Linked DNA regions of Homo sapiens: region 2 is linked to region 1. Evidence: chromatin contacts called from ENCODE Hi-C or POLR2A ChIA-PET data. All regions are on one chromosome and are shown on one strand. The core of a region is the stretch at or near the end of the contact, and the rest is flanking DNA. Distances in the headings are between cores, read along the strand shown. Region 1 has its middle 50 kb from the start of LINC01416. Region 2 holds the start of LINC01416 (long intergenic non-protein coding RNA 1416).

The links. Hi-C counts contacts between places; a loop is a spot of excess contacts on that map. ChIA-PET counts read pairs that join two places held with the same protein, here RNA polymerase II (POLR2A).
Region 2: a loop to region 1 is called in a map of A673, with 6 times the contacts of the local background. The contact joins the promoter of LINC01416 here to the enhancer-like site in region 1. A Hi-C loop is called at or near these places in 3 of 168 maps with a recorded cell type or tissue (A673, IMR-90 and astrocyte of the cerebellum). POLR2A ChIA-PET finds 5 or more read pairs at or near these places in 2 of 52 experiments (AG04450 and activated CD4-positive, alpha-beta T cell).

What each region holds. Positions count from the first base shown.
Region 1 is chr18:55,868,425-55,871,770 of GRCh38, reverse strand. No RefSeq gene overlaps it. Among named protein-coding and RNA genes, the nearest start is that of LINC01416, 50 kb to the left of the region's middle. Within about 2 kb of position 1,653, at least 3 of the 41 ENCODE cell types and tissues checked have a DNase peak (open chromatin) inside an H3K27ac peak, as active enhancers do.
Region 2 is chr18:55,918,729-55,922,074 of GRCh38, reverse strand. LINC01416 (long intergenic non-protein coding RNA 1416) reads left to right here and starts at 1,876. Exons shown (of 4, transcript NR_110755.1): 1 at 1,876-1,913.

The DNA.
Region 1 (3,346 bases), core at 404-2,903:
TACCATGTGTGTTGAGTTTGGGAGTGCTGGACAGCATTTTTTAAAAATTTGAAATCTTAATTTTAGTCTAATGAAATTAATCTGTAAATCAATTCTCTCCACTTATATTTTTACATACCTATCTTTCTCTTCTAAGAGCAGACGAATTTATTCTTGGACTATTTTATTGGCAAATAATGAATTTCAGTAGTTGTTAAAATAGTTCTTAGAACTCTTTCATCTTCCATCTGCTCTTAAATGGAGAGAGGTTAAAAATGGAGAAATCTGGTCTGGCGCAGCAGTAGCTCACGCCTGTAATCCCAGCACTTTGGGAGGCCGAGGCAGGCGGGTCACCTGAGGTCAGGAGTTTAAGACCAGCATGGCCAACATAGTGAAACCCCATCTCAACTAAAAATACCAAAATTATCCAGGCATGGTGGTGGGTGCCTGTAATCCCAGCTATTCGGGAGACTGATGCAGGAAAATCATTTGAACCCAGGAGGCGGAAGTTGCGGTGAGCCAAGATCGCATCATTGCACTCCAGCCTGAGTTTTGACAGGAGCGAAACTCAGTCTCAAAAAATAAAAAAAATAAAAAAAAATAAGAGAGATCTCCAAGTGAAATTTTTCATTTATACAGAACTGAACTTCTGATTAAGAAGGCACTGATCGACATTCTACAGCTGTTATGAAACTACATGACAACATTATTTATCAAAGTGATTTGATGGTAACTGTGGTCTCTGTTATGGTATAGGAGTTAGCAAGCCAAATAGATACACGTACTTAATGACTTTAGCATCCACCACTCAAAATCCAGTTAATTGTTTGTTGTTGGAGCCATGTAAAGCAGCAGTACAAGCTGTCTGTGCAGAATACAATAACTGTATGCAGCAGTATGGATTCAAAGTTTCAAAAATTAATTTACAAATGGGTTTCAGAGATTCCACCAGATGGGAGAGAAACAGAGTTATGTTTAACCCTTGAGCTGGCAGTCTACTTTAGGAACATTGCCAGCTATAAAAAATAATAATCAGAGGCCCATGAACTGCTCTTTTTAAACGGTTACATTAAAACCCAGACACCTGTAGTTTTACTAGTTGCTAAAACGGCTTGTAATTGCACATGCATGAAACAGATGTGTAACCAGAGCTGTATAACTGGTTTCCATTATACAAACACAGGTGAATGAATGGCGGGCAGAAGGGGGAATGGAAAACTGAGATTTGTATCCGCGAAAATCTAACATCGGAGATTCATATGAAACTTTGAAAACATTTTTTGCTAAATATATTGGCCTGTCTCTCAACTGCTTTTAAATCATGGATATTTACATTTCCCAAAATAATCTGCTTAAATTTGGACAAGATAATAATGACTAATCCCCATCCCCTAAGACACGTGTTCTTCACTAGTCTTACTGAAACGGCTGCCAATGCTATGCAGGAAACTTTTTAACCGACTTGAACATTTTAGGGTTTTTTTTTTTTTTTTTTTGAGAGTTTTGTTAGGAAAACAACATAGCTTAAGAGTCATAAAAAATCAATATTCAAGGATGTTTCCAGAACTTTAGTCTTTCAAAAACTATGAACCAAGGAGTCATTTCTAGTGTCCTGGAGTTTGGTTGTTATAAAATTTACAGTATGGTGTGTCAGTTCATTTGGGACTGAGTCACACAGCCCAGGACGCGGTGCACTGAGGAAGTCATGTGAACCATTGCACAAATACATTTTTGTCAGTGTTTGGTTTGAGAGCTGGGACTCAGCAGAACTTTGGGGGATTGAATTTTAATTCAAATGTTCCAAAATTCTGGTTTACAACAACATCTGGGACTTGAAGAATGGATCACTTATTTTGAAATTCCTTAGAAAGGAAAAATGAAATGCAGACAATTATAACATTCAACAAGAATTGTCCTTCCAGAAATCCTCATCCCACCTGGGACGGAACCTTTAAGCCAATGCTTCCTTTCAGATGTCTTAGCAAAAGGACTGCAAACAGAATGAATGAGTTGGAGCAAACAGGGATCTATGTGAAAATCTTTCTGAATTGAGAAGGAAAACAGGATATGTGTTCATGCTCCCATAACTCATCAGGAAAACTCATTCCAAGTCATTCCCAGGGATGATCAGCTCCCCCAGAAGACCTTATCTGTCCACATTTTTTCCATTCTGAAAACATACTTTTAAAAAATTAAAAGTCGTTCTTGGAATGAAAATGCAGCCTCTTGCAGAATGTGAATTAAAGACATTTTGACCTGTAGGTGCACATAGTATTTTTAAAGGGCTACATGGCTGTTCATTCTGCAGCCCCAGCAGTTCTCTGAATTCAAATAATTCCTCAGAGACTACAGCTCTAGTCGTGATGAGGAAAGTGAGGTGTAGAAAGCACCTGCTAAGTCTTCAAACTACAGCCAAAAAACAGCAAATGGAATCAACAGGGCAAAGCTGTTTGGACATATTGCAAAGTCATTTTGGATATTCCCACTATATCTGTTAAATATTCATGTATATTCTGACAACTATGCCCTTGTTCCAGGAGCTTGAAGTTATTGGGTCTTTAAGTTAGGCTCAGAGTATAAACTGAGCACTCCTTGAAGTGTATTAATTCTTTCAGACTAGTGGTATACCATTCACTGCATAAATGTTCCATGCTGAATTGGTGAGTCAGGGCACCAAAACATTCAGCCCGCCCATATTTTAAGACTGTGTATACATTCTGGTTCATATGACAACATAAGGTGGTAGTGTTCCAATCTGGCTGTGCATTGGAATGACCAGTAGGGCTTTATTAAAATGCAGGAGTCTGATTCCACTCCTAGATTTTCACACAGTTGGTCAGAGTTCCTTTCATCTGAATATTTTCTAAAATATAAACCCACTGATAATTTTTATTATGTTACCAGGACTAGAAAATACTGATGAAGAATGAAATGTTTATTAAAACTCTGCCCAGGCACACTTGCAAAGTAAAACTAACAAACCCATGAAAATGCAGGATAATTGAGCTCATTGCAGTTATGTAGGTCTGGTATGTTAAAACATGTGCAGGAGTTGAGGGACTACAAAAATCAGGGAACACAGGAGGCAGTGTAGGGATGGTTTCTTAAGTTCGTTTGTGCCAGTGGCTCTTTTCCTGTCCCACAAATAATACTGTGATGGCCAGAAGTTACAAAGACTATGATGGCAGCTGGCTGTCAGCAACGTTAATGGGAAGGATTTCCCTTTAATTGTCCAGAGGCTCATTTCTAACATCTATAGTAAAAACTGGGAGATAGCACTCAACAAAGTCATCCAACAGAGGTACCTCCAAAATGGATACAACTGTTGCCAAAATAGACCCAGATAAGGCACTTCTCCCAAAACAAT
Region 2 (3,346 bases), core at 627-3,126, 50 kb before region 1:
ATACAATGCCCCTTGCTTAAAAACCATGTACTTTGTTAAGATGTTAAATATGCCTCCTTTTCATATGGGCCTACTGTTTTTTGGTTATCACCTTAACAGAGAGAACAAGAGTCTACTTTTACCCTAAGGACAAAGTCCCAAATCGATGAAATTTTGCAGATGAGAGCTTATGGCAGTCTTTTAGAAATGTTATTTTTCCTGGAAATAGGAGTAGACATCTCCTCTTTATCCAGACCTATAAAGCATCAATTGTCCCCAAATGACTCTACTGACCTGGAATTTACATTTTTTGAAGGTAGTGATTTAATGTGCCTCTGTTTTGCATAAGGTGAAAGTAGTATTTTCAATTAAACAACAATGTGCTTCAATCATTCACTCTGCCTCTTTCTACAAAAGAATCCCCAGACAAAAGAATGTATTATAAAATGTTACTTCATTGAATATATGCTAAAATGATATATCTGTATGTAAATTGGTCACTTATGTGTTGACCAGTATTGCTCTAATATCTTAAACAAATATGATACTTTAGCCAGAGTAGTCTCTGTAACTGCTTTATAACTACTATAACTTTGGCCTTTATTTAGTCTATGTGAACTATTATTTCCTGAAATCCAAGTAGCATGAACTAGCATTTATGGGAATTCACTCTGTGACAAAAAGACTATGTCAAGTAATTTAGATCTGTCATCTCAGTTGATCTTCATGGACATATCTGTGAGATAAATGTCATTATCCCTATTGCACAGATGAGGAAATTGTGGCAGAGAAAATTCAAGTAACTTTTCTAAGGTCATTTATATGATATGTAGAATACAATACTGAGCCCCAAATTTATACACTATTTACTATATCACCACTAGACCATTATTATGTAACTACAGGTAGCTTATGGAATTCATTTATTCATCTTTTCTTTAAAAAATATGCATGTATGGGCACAACATTGGGAGCCTTTAAGAGGCATAATATGCACCTGCCATAGTAAGATGGGAAGAAAAAATCTAAATCATTGTTTTAAAAAACCCTCCGCACATGAGAGGATATTTTTAGGTTAAGGGAGACATACATGTTTAAAAAAAAAGTGACAGAGAGAGACTGATTGACAACACTGGAGAGATGGGAGTTAGTTGAACAGTGAGCTTTTAGAGAAGGAGGCAGAACTCAATGAAATCAGTAGGAATTAGCCTTGGAAAGAGCAGATGTCCTACCGTGGAGGCCTGAAGGATATGAAGATAGCTGAAGTCCAAGAGATTATTGGGTGTAGAGAGAAGGAAAGGCATGGGATCTTGGTAGGGAGTCTTGGAATTGTTTAGCAAAGTATAAGATGAGTCAACTGTCCAGAGTGATGGGTGGAATTTGGAGTTTAAAGACAGAAAACCATTTGACTCAGTAAATTTTGGGACTGAGCTATACAAGGTGAAAGGGAAGGATGAGGAAGAGCAAAAGGATCCAGGAACATTTCAACAGCCAGATCAGCAGAGTCCCATTAATCTCTACAGCGAAGCTTTTCAACCAGGCATTACAGCATACACTGTATAACATTTGTGCATGTCACTACCATGACACTAAGATCAACTGTTTCTGTGTCTGTCTTTACCTAACACTCTCTGATGGTGGGCACTAGATATTATTTGACTCCATGTTACCGTGTTACCAGCATGGAGATGAATATCATCTGTTGCCTGCCATCGAGTGTACAATAGACACTCAGTTTACATTTGGCTAATGAATATTGACTGACATGGTGGAAGATCAGGCAGGGAAGAGTTCTAAACCACAATGCCAACACACAATGGTGTGTCATTATGAGACTAGGGTTGACTTGCCTCTTAGTGACACAGCCTATAATTTGAGCACATCACAGGGAATTGCAGTGTACAGAGCTGCTGTCTTTTGTAGATGGGAAAAAGGTGAGTATGTGCTGATGCAGGCATTCTCCAGTGTCAGGTGAGGTAAGGCAGAACATAGCTTCAGTTATTAGTACATTAAAAAAACATGAGTAACAAATAAGAGAGAGCAGAGATCCCTAAAGAGGACAAAGGCAGTTGGAGAGGGATTCAATTAAGACATATACCATGATAGGCACTAAACATCTCACTTTAAGAAGTATTTAAGGAAATGATTTATCTAGGTTAAGATCTTAAGACAAAAATTATTCATGTGAGACAAGTTGTAGTGGAATTTTATTTTCAAGTCTTTTTTTTTAAAGAAAATTTCAGGCTGGGCGTGGTGGCTCATGCCTGTAATCCCAGCACTTTGGGAGGCCAAGGCAGGCGGATCACAAGGTCAAGAGATTGAGATCATCCTGGCCAACATAATGAAACCCGGTCTCTATGAAAAATACAAAAATTAGTGGGGTGTGGTGGCACGTGCCTGTAGTCCCAGCTACTCAGGAGGCTGAGGCGGGAGAATCATTTCAACCCGGGAGACAGAGGCTGCAGTGAGCCGAGATTGCACCACTACACTCCAGCCTGGCAACAGAGCAAGACTCCGTCTCAAAAAAAAAAAAAAAAAATTCCACGATAGTTGTGTTGTAATAGGTTTTATCAGCACAGACTTTTACCATCACTGAGTGTATGATGAGAACATCCTGCTATCTCACAATGGTCACTGTCAGAAGACAGAGAACACATTTCTTGTTGACTTTGATGCAACCTTGGACAGCATCTGTGAAGTATAGGGAGAAATTGCTTTGACTTTGGGATTTGGTGACAGAAAAGTAAGAACTTGAAAGACCTGAGGCTGGGTTCTTAATTATCTGTGTCCCAAAAGTAGGAGATATTTCATGCCTGAAGAATACCTTGTCCAGTTTCTAAGTTGGCTTCTCTCTGTTGGACTTTGTTGGTTTCTGCTGCCCTGAGTCCTGACCATGGCAGGAAGCAAGGCGGGAAGTGAGTCCTGAGTCCTAACTTACCCCCAGTTTAATCCTATACCATTACTCCCCACCTTTCCCTGAGTCTTCCTGTTTGGACTGTTACCCAATCCTAACAAGATAGGCAATATATACCAAATAGCACCACACAATCCAAAAATATTTTATGATGTGTCTCTGCCTACACTGATATCCAATTCATAGCCAGTTGGATTTGTGGGGGGCGGGGGGTAGAAGTGGTGAAGCATCCCTTTCATTCTCTTTTTAAAGCACCTTCTAGAATTTTGGGTGGTTTTTATTTTTTGGTTTTAATTTTACATTGTTATGATAGCTTATAAGTAAGAAAGCATTCCAAGTGCTTTTAGTGACATTTTCTTATACAGAGGCTGCCATCAACAGATTTGATGACAGACTTTTTTTTAAATGATAACTTTGCCCCTTTCTCTAAATCACAGATAATCACAAGCAGAG